Regions from separate parts of the Homo sapiens genome. Here region 2 is linked to region 1. The links are chromatin contacts, found by Hi-C or POLR2A ChIA-PET in ENCODE. All regions are on one chromosome and are shown on one strand. The core of a region is the stretch at or near the end of the contact, and the rest is flanking DNA. Distances in the headings are between cores, read along the strand shown. Region 1 holds the start of TOX2 (TOX high mobility group box family member 2). Region 2 overlaps LOC101927200 (a long non-coding RNA gene).

Region 1 (6,538 bases), core at 3,203-5,702:
TGGGATTACAGGCGTGAGCCACCGCGCCCGGCCTAACCATGTCTTATTTTCTGTATTCTGATACTTTGACATCTGGGGTCTTGCAGACCCTGGAGGGACTGCCCCTTCTAGAGTTAGCCAATACCTAGAAATAGTCAACAACTCACCTGTGAGCCTGTTAGCATAATTTTCTAATGCAAACCAATACAGAGCCTACGCCTCCAACCACCTGTATTATTGGGCTCTCACACTCCAACTCACTATCTACCTGCTCTAATTACTCCAGAGCCAGTACCAGACAACTAGGGACAGCCCCTATGCCCCAGAGCTGCTGAAATTATTCGAACAAGCCAATCCTAAACCTGCTGACCCGGCCTTGTCTGCTCCTTCCTGCGGAAGCCACAGTAAAGGCTCTTGCCCACAGTTCTCCCCTCTCCCTCTGCCTCCTGACTGACCTGGTGCTTCCCCACTGGCCCCCAATGGCATGGTATGTCCCCTCCTCCTGACACCTGGGAGTACCAAACTGTCTTTTCCATGGCAATCATCTCCTGGTGTGTTGTCCTTACCATACCTCAAGGTTAATAAAACATATTAAAACCCATCTATATTCTGATATCTCAGCTATTTATGATGTCAGAAACTGAGAGGTGGAAGATGAACAAACAGATACTCTGGGTCTCCAGACTGGACCAGCTGGGCTACTGGCTGAGATCTGAGCTTCCTCTCTCACAGATTTTTCCTTGCAATCAAAGGGAAGAGAGGAGAACTGAAGCCCCACTACCATCTTCAAGACAACAGATGAGGCTCTGGTGTTTCTTTGGGGGAACTGAGTCATCAGCTTCCTGTCTGATCAACTGCCAACATGAAGTGGCAAGATCAAGCTTTGGGGCCTTGTTGGACTTTGCTGCTGGACTTCTCAGATACCTCCGTGGTGCTGGCTCCCTCCTCAGGGAAGAAAGTGGATATACGTGATTGGCAGGGTTGATTGTTGCTGCTGCTGGCAGGCTCCAGAGAAGTCAAATAGCTGCCTGTAGCTGACCCATTGCACATGCATCTTCAAACTCTGGTGGTCATTGTTCTACACCTCTGGCCAGAGTTAGTGGGACCAACACTGTGGAAATATGGGCAGTAGGAAGTGCTCCAGGTGGAATTTCCAGACTTAGGTGTAGTCCTGGCTCTACTATTAACTGTCAGGATGTGCATTCCTCACTGGGTCTCACTCTTCTCATCTGTAAAATGGCCACAGCAGTCTTATTTCCTGACCCAGAGTATTTCTGTGAAGACTGATTTCTTCAACCTGCAACAGAGGTGTCTGCAAAAAAAAACTGGATCACAAGGTCAGGAGATCAAGACCATCCTGGCCAACATGGTAAAACCCTGTCTCTACTAAAAATACAAAAATTAGCTGGGCATGGTGGCACACACCCGTAATCCCAGCTACTCAGGAGGCTGAGGCAGGAGAATCGCTTGAACCAGGGAGTCGGAGTTTGCAGTGAGCCAAGATCACACCACTGCACTCCAGCCTGGTGACAGAGTGAGACTCTGTCTCAAAAAACAAACAAACAAACAAAAACACCAAAGCAAAATGAAACAAAAATAAAACTACAGCAAGCATTATAACTAATGGTGAACTATTGATATCTTTCCTTCTGAGATCAGGAAATCAGGAATGGGGCAAGAGTGTCTGCTACTATTACTTCTTTCCAAAATTATACTGGTGATATTAGCCAGTGCAACAAGGCAAGAAAAAGAAACAAAACTTATAAGAATTGAAAAGAAAAAACTAAAACTCTCATTTTTACAGATGAGATAGAAATTTTTTTTTAAAGCCAAAGAATCTACAGATGAATTACTAGAATTAATAAATGAGTTTGGCAATGTTGCTGGATACAAGGGCATTATTTAAAAATCTATTTATACTATGTTTCAGACCTATATTGCTAAGTAACAAATCACTCCAAAACTTTGTGGCTTAAAATAACAATAATCATTTATTATCTCTCATGGTTTCTGTGCATTTTGGATTCAAGAAGGGCTCATCTGCACAGTTCAGCCTTTTTCATGTGGGTACAGTCAGATAGCAGATGGAACAGGAACAGCAGGAGCTGGCAGAGCTGGGGACTGGCTAGGAATCCCTCTTTACTTAGTATCAGGGTCTCTGCATATGATTTTTCTGTGTGGGTTAGTTTGGGCTTCTTCAATGCATGGCAGCCTAAGAGAGAGTTCTCATATGATGGCTTAGTGTTCCAAAGACAAAAGTCCTGAGAGAGGGAGCCAGGTAGAAGCCCTATTAATTTTATGATCTAGCTAGCCTCAGAAGTCACATAGATTCACTTCTGTCACATTCTTTTTGTTAAAACCCATTCGCTAAGACTAATCCCTTCCCGAGGGGAAGAGTGTTAGACTCTACTTCTTGGGAAAGGTGTCAAAGAATTTGTGGACATGTTGTAAAACAACAACCCTGTACTGACAACAAACAGAAAATAAAATAAAGAAGCCATTCATAATAGCAACAAAAAACACCCGGGGCTAAATTTAATAAAAGATGTGCAAGGTCTCCACGTAGAAAACTACAAAACATTGCTGAGATAACTTTTTTAAAAACCCAAAATAAATGAAGGGACATACCATGTTCATGGATAAGAAGTTTTACTATTGAAAATGTTAATTTTATTCCAATTGATCTAAAGGTTCAAAGTGATACCAATTGAAATCCCAGCAAGATTGTGTTAGTGTGTTTGTGTGTATATATATAAATAGGTATGCTGATTCCAAAATTTCTGTGAAAGTGTAAACATCAAGAATAGCCAATGCAGTCTTAAAAGAACAAAATGGGTAGGCTTATTTCATGGGACATTTAGACTTATAAGCCCACAGTAATCCAGACATTGTGATAATGGCACAGGGAGAGAAAAATAGGCTAACAGAACAGAATAGAGAATTCAGGAACAGTCTTATGCACATATCGACTACTTGATTTACGACAATGTTAGCATTGCAGAAGAGTATGTGTGTGTGTGTAGGGGGGTGGTGGTGGTGGTGGTGATCTTTTCAATAAAGAGTGCTGGTCAGTTGGATATCCAGATGAAAAAAATGGACACAGGACAATGGAAATTTTTTTCTGATGAGGTGTGGCATTGTATTTCTAGAAACAATGACTGCTGAAATTTATTTGGAAGTTCTTTCCTTTCTGAGCTATAATTTCCCTCTGTTGTTCCCAAGCCTTCAGTGAATGCCTGTTTCCCACACCTATCTTTTGTTAATGCATCTTTCTTATGGTCCTAGTTCTAGGCCAGGACCAGCAAAGCCCAAGCAGCAGTTGAGAACTAAGTTCTAAGCTAGCTCCTGAGTGGGCAGGAAGCTCAAGTCCTTTTCTCCCAATGGCATCCTATATCCTGGTGCCACACAAGAATGCCATTCTGGCTGACTTCGCCTCCTGGCCTCTCCCAGTCAGACATACCTGGAGCAGTCAGTGAGCAGTGAGATTGCTAGGGGAGATTGCTAGTGTAGACAATTCTTGCATGAAAAGGGGGATGGGGGTGCAACAGTCTAGCAACCAGCAAGTGATATCAAGAACTAGAGGGTTTTTTTTTTTTTTTTGGTTGGGGAGGAACCCCATTTCACAGTCACCTTTCTGACCCACCATCAGAGCCATCCCATTCCAATCTCATTTTCTTCCTTTCCTCACTCCAAGAGACCGTGACTGTGGGCAGATCCTAGACCCCTCTTCAGAGCTTCGGGCTCTAGGCATTCCTGCGGCCCTCCCCTCCCTATCATTAAAAGGGGTGGGGTCCTGCTGCCTTCTCCAAGTGGTTTCAGCTCTGGATCCTTTGGGGGCAACGGAGCCCACCCGCCTGGAGCTCCATTACTGATGCTGCAAGTTTTTGACTCAGTTTCCCCATATGTGAGTGAGAGTTTAAGCGCGGCAATCTCCAGGGGGGGCTGTCAAGCTGACTCAGATCAGTGAGACGAGGAGGGGGCGGGCATGCTAAGAGCATCCTCCGGCGCTGGCCTGCGTCCCCCCAGGTAAGGCAGCACCCATCTCCAAAGTGGTCCTGTCACCACCTTCCTCTTCCCCCCGCACCCACGCCGCGGGGCGGGGACTAGCGCCGCCTCAAATATTTAGGGCAAGGGAGTGTCCCACTTCTGGGGAGGGGTGCCGTTCGGGCTTCTCTCCTCACCGTGGGTGGCGAAAGGCGGGACGGAAAAGCGCCGTCTGGACAGGCGCGCCCCCCTCAGGGATGCAGGGCCGGGCGGGGGACCCGGCGGCGGCCCAGCCCGGAGGAAGGACCTCCACGCCCCGGCCCGGGCCCCCGGGCCCCCGGCCCTAGGCAGCGCCCGAGGCCGGAACAATAGCGCGCGCGGGCGGGGCGGGGGCGGGGGCGGGGCGCTCCTCTGGGCACCGCCCCCGGCCCGCCCCCCGCGCTCGCAGTCCCGCTCGCACACTGGCTCCCACCCGCCGCCCGCCCAGGCACTGCCCGCGGGAGCCGCCGCCGCCGCCGCCGCGCCCGCCATGGACGTCCGCCTGTACCCCTCGGCGCCCGCGGTGGGCGCGCGGCCCGGGGCCGAGCCGGCCGGCCTGGCGCACCTGGACTATTACCACGGCGGCAAGGTAGGCGGGGGCGGGCGGGGGTCCCCGGCGGGCGGGGCCGGAGTCACCTGGCAGCTCGGGACTCAGGCGCTCCCGGGGTCACACGGGGCCGCGCACATCAGCCCCGCCGACGGGCACGGGCGGCTCACATCGATCCCCTCGCGGCCACGCTCACGCCCTGAGTTGTTGGGATCGCGGGCAGAAGTCATCCCGACAGCCACCCGTGCGACGACACAGTGGCCCCTCACTCGCGTCCCCCTGACAGCCTCGCAGTCATTCACAAGCCGTCACAGTGACCCACAGCCACACGCAGGCGGCCAGGCACTGCTTACACGGTCCCGCCGTCCCACGCAAGTCACCCTGACAGTCACTTATACACAACGACACGCAACCACTCACCCGCAAACAGCCTCACCGCCACAGACGAGTCACCCACAGACGCTCCGATGCCCCACACACCGTGACATGCCCCCACCCGCTGTCACACCCAGGCACAACGGGGGACAGTCACACAAAGAAGTCGCCCGACAGTCACACTCTCGCAGCCACAACGCCTCACCCAGGCGCACGCTGTCACACACAGCCACCCCCCTGGACGGTGAGCCTCAGACACAGATCGTCCTGACGGCCACACAGTCACACGCGGTCACACCCAGGGACGGCCACACCTCGGTCATCCACACTCGCGCGTCGAGGTTTAACTTCTCAGCGCCGCAGCACACTAATTGGGCAGTTTACTAATTGGCCGTCACTGCCTGGCGGGGCCTCGGATTCCGAGTAGGCTGCGGCCAATCGAGGCCTGTGTCCTCCCGGGAGCGGTGAGCCGGCGTCCCTCCAGGCTGGGGCTGTAGTGCCGGACACCCTCCCTCCTCCATGTTTCCAGGATCTATCCCCCCACCCCAGCCAGGTCCCAGCTGCGCTGCGCCGGGCGCATTCCCAGTGATGGAGGCTTGCGTGCCTGGAACCCCGAACCCGAGGCGTCAGGTCCCACTGCCGGGTCTGGCCCAGCCTGGATGGGTTGGGTGCCTCTAAGCAGTCCGCGTCCCCTTCGGTCGCCGGAGAGGGAACTTTCAAACTTAGTTAGGAAGCCAGACTGTCCGCGCGTCCGCCAGTCGGTGCGTCGGTCCCGGGCCGGCTGGAGCCAAGCGCGGGTTTTCGTCACTCGGAGCCCGGATTGAACAGCGCGCGTGGGTTTCCCGCAGCCCTGGCGCAGACGCGTGGGCTCCGTGGCGATGCGGGGTGAGTGCGCGTCCAGTGGCTGGATCGGCGCCCCCCAGGGTCTCTCCCCAACCTCGCAGGCTTTTCGTCAGGCCCCTGGTAGTGGGGATGAGGCAGGAGAGAGGCGTCCCGGCGCGGATCCCGGGGCCTCCCGGGCTGGGCCTCCCTGAGTGCGCCCTCAGGCCCCAGGGGAGCGGCTTCTGGCAAAGCCTCCCTGCAGTTCGCCAGGGGCAGCAAGCATCCAGGCCACTAGGGCCTGCGCGATGTGGGGCGGTGGTGGGCGACAAGTGAGGTCTCGCGAAGAGTGGCGGTGGTTCTCTTTTGTCCAGTGACCTGCAAAGTTAGAAGCCGATGAGGGGGGATGGTAGCCTCAGGAGAAGGCCGGGAGCTGCCTCCAGTCTGATGGAGGAAAATAGATTAAAAGTAGCAAGTGGAGTTTTCAGGGAGGAGAAGGTTGGGTGTGGGGGCAGCTGGTCTGTCTTCTGCCCTTGGCTTTGTTATTTTTCAAAATGTGAAGTTGGCGAGGTAGGTACCAGCCTCTGGTTTGCGGGTGTGGGTGGGCTGGGCATTTGTGCCTCAAAGTCTGAGTGGGTGGGGGTTTAGCCTGGAGCGCTCCGTTTGAGGGTGGTGTTTCTATAAATCTCGCCAGGGTGGGGCTGTCCCAAATAGGGGCCTTTGGAGGCAGGACTCAGCCGAGGCCCCTGCTTTATTCTGATGCTCTGTAAACCTCTGACTCAGCACCAGAACCTG
Region 2 (6,490 bases), core at 793-3,292, 180 kb before region 1:
AGAGGTTGCTCACCATGGCAACCCAAGAGGAGCTAGGGATGCACACACATCTGTCTGTGTGAAACTTTTCAACCCTGTCTGTGCATGTGTGACCAGCGCTGCAAATAAGATCGGACCTGCTTTCCTCTCACTCCCCTCCCTGCTGATCTTCATCCTGAGAGATGCTGCCAACAGATGGTAACACAGGCATGGAGAGGAGGTCACAGAGTGTGCAGAAACAGTGTTTTCTGAAAATGAGAAATGGCATGTCCTGGTTAGCTGAGTCAGCAATTATCATTATGGGGTGGGATGCAGCCATCGGAGGATTAGTCATCATGAATCTGAAGTCTCCAGGCGAGGAGAGAGTCTGACGTCATGCAGGCCAGCTTCTCTCCCAGGGCCGGCATGCCCCCCAGAGCATCCCTGGAGGATGGTCAGACAGCGATGGGGAGCTCACTACCTCTCCAGACAGTTCAATTGTTAGGTTGCACACCGAGCTGACCGCCTCCTCATACCCTGTAGCAGTTAGTGTCAACACTGTGCCCTCTGCCCCAGGCACCTCCTGCAGGTTAAAGGAGATCCTAAGCATGCTAAACTCAAGCTGTGTGTATGTGGCGTTAGTATGGGTGGCCACTCCATTTCTGGCTCCTTGAGTCTCCCTGCCATGTCCAGGAGACAGGTGTGGACAGCATAGGTAGCCCCCATGGGCTTTTGGGCTCTGGCTCAGGGCTTCTCCATGCTGACCACCTCTGTGGGCCACCCCTTGCCCAAGGGCTTCTCTGGTCTCAGCCGTCTGGGCACCTGCCAACTCCTTTGACTCAAGGACCTTATTTAGAAAACTCTCTTCATGTAGTGACAATGAGTGTAGCACCATGTAGCATTTCTCAAACTATAATGTGGCCAGGAATCGCTTGGGTTCTGGTTAAAATGCCTGACTGGGTGACGTTTGGTTGTCTTTGTCGGGTTCCATGTCACAGCTATGCTAGATTTGTAAACTGAATCAGAGCACATTCTCTTTTTTGTTTTCTGGATGGCTTAAACAGCCTACAAACATTCTTTGAAAGTCTGAGAGAACTTGTCTGCTAAACTCTCTGACCCACACCCTGTTGGGAAATAGTCCTCTGTCAGTTTTAAAGTTGATTCCCTGGTTTTTTACTTCTCTTGGCAATTCTCATTTTTCTAGAAAAGTGTGCTGTTATGGACTGAATTGCATCCCTCTCAAATTCATATGTTGAAGCCTGTGACCCCCAAATATCTGAGACAGGTCTCAGTCGATTTAGAAAGTTCCTTTTGCCAAAATTAAGGATGCCCCCGTGACACAGCCTCAGGAGGTCCTGACGACATGTGCCCAAGGTGGTCGGGGCTCAGCTTGGTTTTATACATTTTAGGGAGACATGAGACATCAATCAGTATATGTAAGATGTACATTAATTCCATCCAGAAAGGCGGGACAACTGGAAACAAAGGCAGGACAACAACAAAGGTAGGGAGGGGGCTTCCAGGTCATAGGCAGATAAAAGACAAACAGTTGCATTCTTCTGCATTTCGGATTAGTCTTTCCAAAGGAAGCAATCAGATAGGCATTTATCTCAGTGAGCAGAGGGAAGACTTTGAATAGAATGAGAGGCAGATTTGCCCTGACCAGTTCCCAGCTTGACTTTTCCCTTTAGCTTAGTGATTTTGGGGTCCCAAGATTTATTTTTCCTTTCACAAGCCTTAACCCTCAATGTGACTGATTTTGGAGATAGGGCCTTGAAGGATGCAATTAAGCTTAAATGAGGTCATAAGGATGAGGCCCTGATCTGATAGGACTGGTGTCCCTAGGAGACGAGGAGGAGACACTAGAGCTCTCTCTACTCCTGCACAGAGGAAAGGCCAGGTGTGCACAGAGCAAAAAAGGCTGATATCAGCAAGCCAAGAAGAAAGGCCTTACCTTGCCCTGCTGGCACCTTGATCTTGGACTTGCAGCCTCCAGAACTGTGAGAAAGAAATTTCTGTTGTTTAAGCCACCCAGTCTGTAGTATTTCCTTAGGGCAGCCCGAGCTGAGGAAGACACGTGTTCTCCACTGAACTCTCCCAGCTGACTAGCACACTGCATGCATTTAATACTCTTCTAATTTGAAACCTCTCCTCTGTGTCTTTGATTACATTTCCTTGACTTCTCTACTGTGTTTCTGTGTTCTCTCTCGCTCACTTGCTTCCTACTTCCTCCCCCTGCCCACCCCACAACCTTTTTTTTTGAGTCGGAGTCTTGCTCTGTCACCCAGGCTGGAGTGCAGTGGTGCGATCTCGGCTCACTGCAACCTCCACTTCCTGGATTCAAGCAATTCTCCCATCTCAGCCTCTCGAGTAGCTGGGATTACAGGCGCCTGCCACCACGCCTGGCTGACTTTTGTATTTTTAGTACACATGGGGTTTCGCCATGTTGGCCAGGCTGGTTTCAAAGTCCTGACCTCAGGTGATCCACCTGCCTCGGCCTCCCAAAGTGCTGGCATTACAAGCATGAGCCACCGCGCCTGGCCGTGTGACCCCTCCCTTTATTGGGCTTCCACAAGGCTGGGTGTCCTACAGCTGTTTACAAGAAACCAAGTCTTTGATTTATCAGTTCTATGGATTTTTATGTTTTCTATTTCATTAGTTTTTATCTGTATTTCTGCTTCTCTCCCTGGGTTTATCGTGTTGCTTATTTTCTAGCTCCTTAAGTTGGATGCTTCATTTGCCTTCAGTCTTCCTTGTTGAATAACAGAAACATTTGCAGCTATGGGGCGTACTTCGGTTTCATTCCCTAAGTATGGCTACGTGGAGTTCCAATTGTCATGACGTTCTGAATGGCCCATAACTGCAGTTTTGTTCCTTTCTTTGATTCAAGTTATTTAGGCATAAATTTCCAAGTGATTTCATTTTTTTGTTGTTGTTGTCTATCCTTTTGTTTTTAATTTCTGTTTTTATTGCACGGTGGATAGATAATGTGGCCTGAGAAAACGATGGCTTGTTAGTGCCTGTGAGGTGTTCTTGGTGGCCTAAAATGTCATCAGTTTTGGTCACTTCCTTACAGATGTTTGAATTAAATGTCTTCCCTGTTTATACCTATTTATTAAATGATGCTTGTTTTTCCACGCTGGCATTGCTTGGAATGTGAGTCCTACAAGCTGCTCTGGGGATTGTCACACTGTACCTTCTCCTGGGGAATCTCAGTGGACATCAGCACAGATCCAAGAAGGCCTAAGGAAAAGCCAACCATGAACCTTTGCTTCACTCAGTGTCTCCCAGGTGCAGCCTTTTCTCTTTAGCACCTGTTGCTACCTCTACCAGCTAGTTTCCTGTGGAACTAGTTGAGAAAACTCTGTTTTAAGGTTTTCTCGTATTTCTTGGGGAGTAACTATTTGTTAAGGGTCATCAGTACTCATTTCTCAGGTATAACCTCACTCTGCCTCACCAAGGCTAGAGTGCAGTGGTGCAATCTCGGCTCACTACAGCCTCTGCCTCCCGGGTTCAAGCGATTCTCCTTCCTCACCCTCCCGAGTAACTGGGTTTACAGGTGCCCACCACCATACCCAGCTAATTTTTGTATTTTTAGTAGAGATGGGGTTTCACCATGTTGGCCAGGCTGGTCTCGAACTCCTGACCTCAGGTGATCCACCTGCCTTGGCCTCCCAAAGTGCTGGGATTCCAAGCATGACACTGTGCCTGGCCAAACTCTTCCTTTTTTTTTGAGACAGAGTCTTGCCCTGTCGCCCGGGCTGGAGTGCAATGGCTTGATCTCAGCTCACTGCAACCTCTGCCTCCCGGGTTCAAGTGATTCACCTGCCTCAGCTTCCCGAGTACCTGAGATTACAGGCATGCACCATCATGCCCAGCTAATTTTTTGTATCATTAGTAGAGATGGGGTTTCACCATGTTAGCCAGGCTGGTCTCAAACTCCTGACCTTGTGATCTGCCCGCTTTGGCTTCCCAAAGTGCTGGGATTACAGGCATAAGCCACCGTGCCCGGCCAACTTCCTCCTTTTTTTAAAAAATTAGAGACGGGGGTCTTGCTTAGTCACCTAGGTTAGAGTGCAGTGGTGCAACCGTATCTCACTGTAGCCTGGAACTCCTGGGCTCAACCAATCCTCCTGCCACCACACCTGGCTAAGATTTTAAAATTTGTTTTAGAGACAAGGTCTCACATGTTGCCCAGGCTAGTCTTGAACTCTTGGCTTCTGCCTTAGCCTCTTGAGTAGCTGGGATTACAGGCATGAGCCACAGTGCCCAGTTGACCTCTTCCTTTTCATCTCTGGGCCTATCTGTGAGTGCTGAGCTGCTTCTCTGCTGGAGTGGAGTGTGTCCGTGTGGCTTCTGTCTGATGCTGAGGCTGTCTCAGTTCAGGCTGGATTCTCTGTCCTTTTGCTCTTGGAGACTTGGTTATCGAGGGACCCAACCAAGGAGTGAAGCTGTGTAGTGACTTTACTGATGCGCCCAAGGGTTTTTCTCTTTGTTGTAGCAGCCCAAAGTTAGCTGGACCTCAGGAACAACCCACACCTCATTCCAACATCAGCGCAGGAGGGCGTGAGATGTGGCCACAGCCTGTGGCACCATGGGATGGGCCAGCCCTCCTGCCCCTTCAGCAGGGGCAACATCAGCGCTGAGCTTTAGTCCTCAGTGATACCTGGTGGCATTTGCTTCTCTGCCACCTGCTGCTTTGAGCTTTTCAGTTTTGTGGAGTTCTACTGGTATTATGCTAGAGTTCTTCCAGAAGTAGACCCTAAGATGAGATTTCAGATATAAGTAGTTCATTCGGGAAGTGCAGGTAAGGCTGTGGAGAAAGAGTAAGGAAGATACATTTATAGATGTACTCACATACCAATATTTAAAACTAATAAGAGTCAAAAATTATAACAATTTTTTGTATTTTCTTTTCTTTTCTTTTTTTCTTTTTTTTTTTTTGAGACAGAGTTCTACTCTTGTTGCCCAGGTTGGAGTGCAATGGCGTGATCTCGGCTCACTGCAACCTCCACCTCCCAGGTTCCAGCGATTCTCCTGCCTCAGCCTCCCGAGTAGTTGGGATTACAGGCATGTGCCACCACACCTGGCTACTTTTTTGTATTTTTAGTAGAGACGGGGTTTCTCCATGTTGGTCAGGCTGGTCTCAAACTCCCAACCTCAGGTGATCCGATCCCCTCGGCCTCCCAAAGTGTTGGGATTACAGGCGTGAGCCACTGCACCCAGCCTTTTTTTGTATTTTCTAAAGTTTTAATGGGCATATTTTTCTGTAACAAGAAAAATCAAGCAAAAATTATATTTAGAAAAGCATGGAAACTAGTAAAGACTTTCAAAGGTCAAAGTGTGAAAAATCCCCCACGTGATTCAGCTGTCTACTTCAGTGGGCATCTGAGGCCTTTAGGGGAAACTGTGGGAAGTGATACAAAACACTCAACTCAGAACTACCCCACCCAAGGGGTGGGGGAGCTGGGGCATTTACACCCCAACCCTCAAGAGAGTCATTTGTTAAAAGCTATTTCTGGGGTTGTGAGATAGGAGGTGAGACTTGACTCCAGAGGTGGGGCTCAAACACTGGTCTAGATTGAGGACTAGCTAAAACAGGGCTGGGGTGAAGGCAGCTTTCAATCTGACACAGCCACCAGTGTGTTAAGTCAGTTTACTGTTGCCATGGCAACACCCAGGGTTACCACCCCTTTTCAAAGCAATGACCTCAAAGTTACCACCCTTTCCTTAGAAATTTCTGCATAAACTGCCCCTTTATCTGCATGCAATTAAAACTATGTGTAAATACGATTGCAAAAGTGCCCTGAGCAGCTACTCTCTGCCAATGGGGTAGCCCTGCTGTGCAGGAACAGTCACAGAGCTATAACACCGTCTTTTCAATAAAGCTGTTTTCTTTTACCTCTGGCCCTTGAATTCTTTCCTGGGCAAAGCCAAGAACCCTTGTGGACTGAGCTCCACTTTGGGGCTTGCCTGCCCTGCATCATAAGGTCTTTGGCAGTTCCATCCTGTCAGGCATGGGCAGTTCTGGGAGCAAGAGCCTCATTTCTAGTTGCAGAGGCTGGAAGTGGAAGCTGGCCAGAGCACACTGAAAAGTCACAGGGATACAGGTGGGGTGCAGGCCACTTGTGCCATGGGTCCCTCCAACTTAGAGATTCATGTCTTCTTACTTGGTGACTTACGGGGTAGTCAGTCCCACAAATGCTTAAACAGCCAGCATTTTAAAAAAAGCATCCATTTGTAGCATCTGCCAATTTCCATGTTGTCAATATTCCCACCATGGCCAATTTCAAGCTACCAGTGGTTTAACAGCAGTCAACAGGCGAGGAAAACAGGTAAAGTAACACTCCTCGAGATAGACCTGTAGCAAGTGACAGAGTTGGGGGTGCAGCCCAAGCCTGCCAAACTAAAATACTCTTGCGCCCTTTTTTTTTTTTTTTTTTTTTGAGATGGAGTCTTGCTCTGTCACCTAGGCTGGAGTGCAGTGGCAAGATCTCAGCTCACTGCAACCTCTGCCTCCCGGGTTCAAGTG

Evidence for each region. A loop is a pair of places that touch in the nucleus more often than their neighbours do. ChIA-PET counts read pairs that join two places held with the same protein, here RNA polymerase II (POLR2A). Pooled maps may share reads with other maps.
Region 2: a loop to region 1 is called in a map with no recorded cell type, with 2.6 times the contacts of the local background. The contact joins the enhancer-like site here to the promoter of TOX2 in region 1. A Hi-C loop is called at or near these places in 2 of 168 maps with a recorded cell type or tissue (HCT116 and endothelial cell of umbilical vein), 1 of 37 single-sample maps with no recorded cell type and 5 of 50 pooled maps. POLR2A ChIA-PET finds 5 or more read pairs at or near these places in 1 of 52 experiments (WTC11).

Annotation. Positions count from the first base shown.
Region 1 is chr20:43,910,400-43,916,937 of GRCh38, forward strand. It overlaps TOX2 (TOX high mobility group box family member 2), which reads left to right and starts at 4,453. Exons shown (of 9, transcript NM_001098797.2): 1 at 4,453-4,591. The coding sequence starts at 4,493. RefSeq lists silencers at 4,104-4,223, 4,324-4,423, 4,444-4,553, 4,604-4,693, 5,764-5,823 and 1 more and enhancers at 4,190-4,907, 4,908-5,625.
Region 2 is chr20:43,731,351-43,737,840 of GRCh38, forward strand. The region is part of intron 1 of LOC101927200 (a long non-coding RNA gene); the gene reads left to right. Among named protein-coding and RNA genes, the nearest start is that of GTSF1L, 7.6 kb to the left of the region's middle. Within about 2 kb of position 2,043, at least 2 of the 41 ENCODE cell types and tissues checked have a DNase peak (open chromatin) inside an H3K27ac peak, as active enhancers do.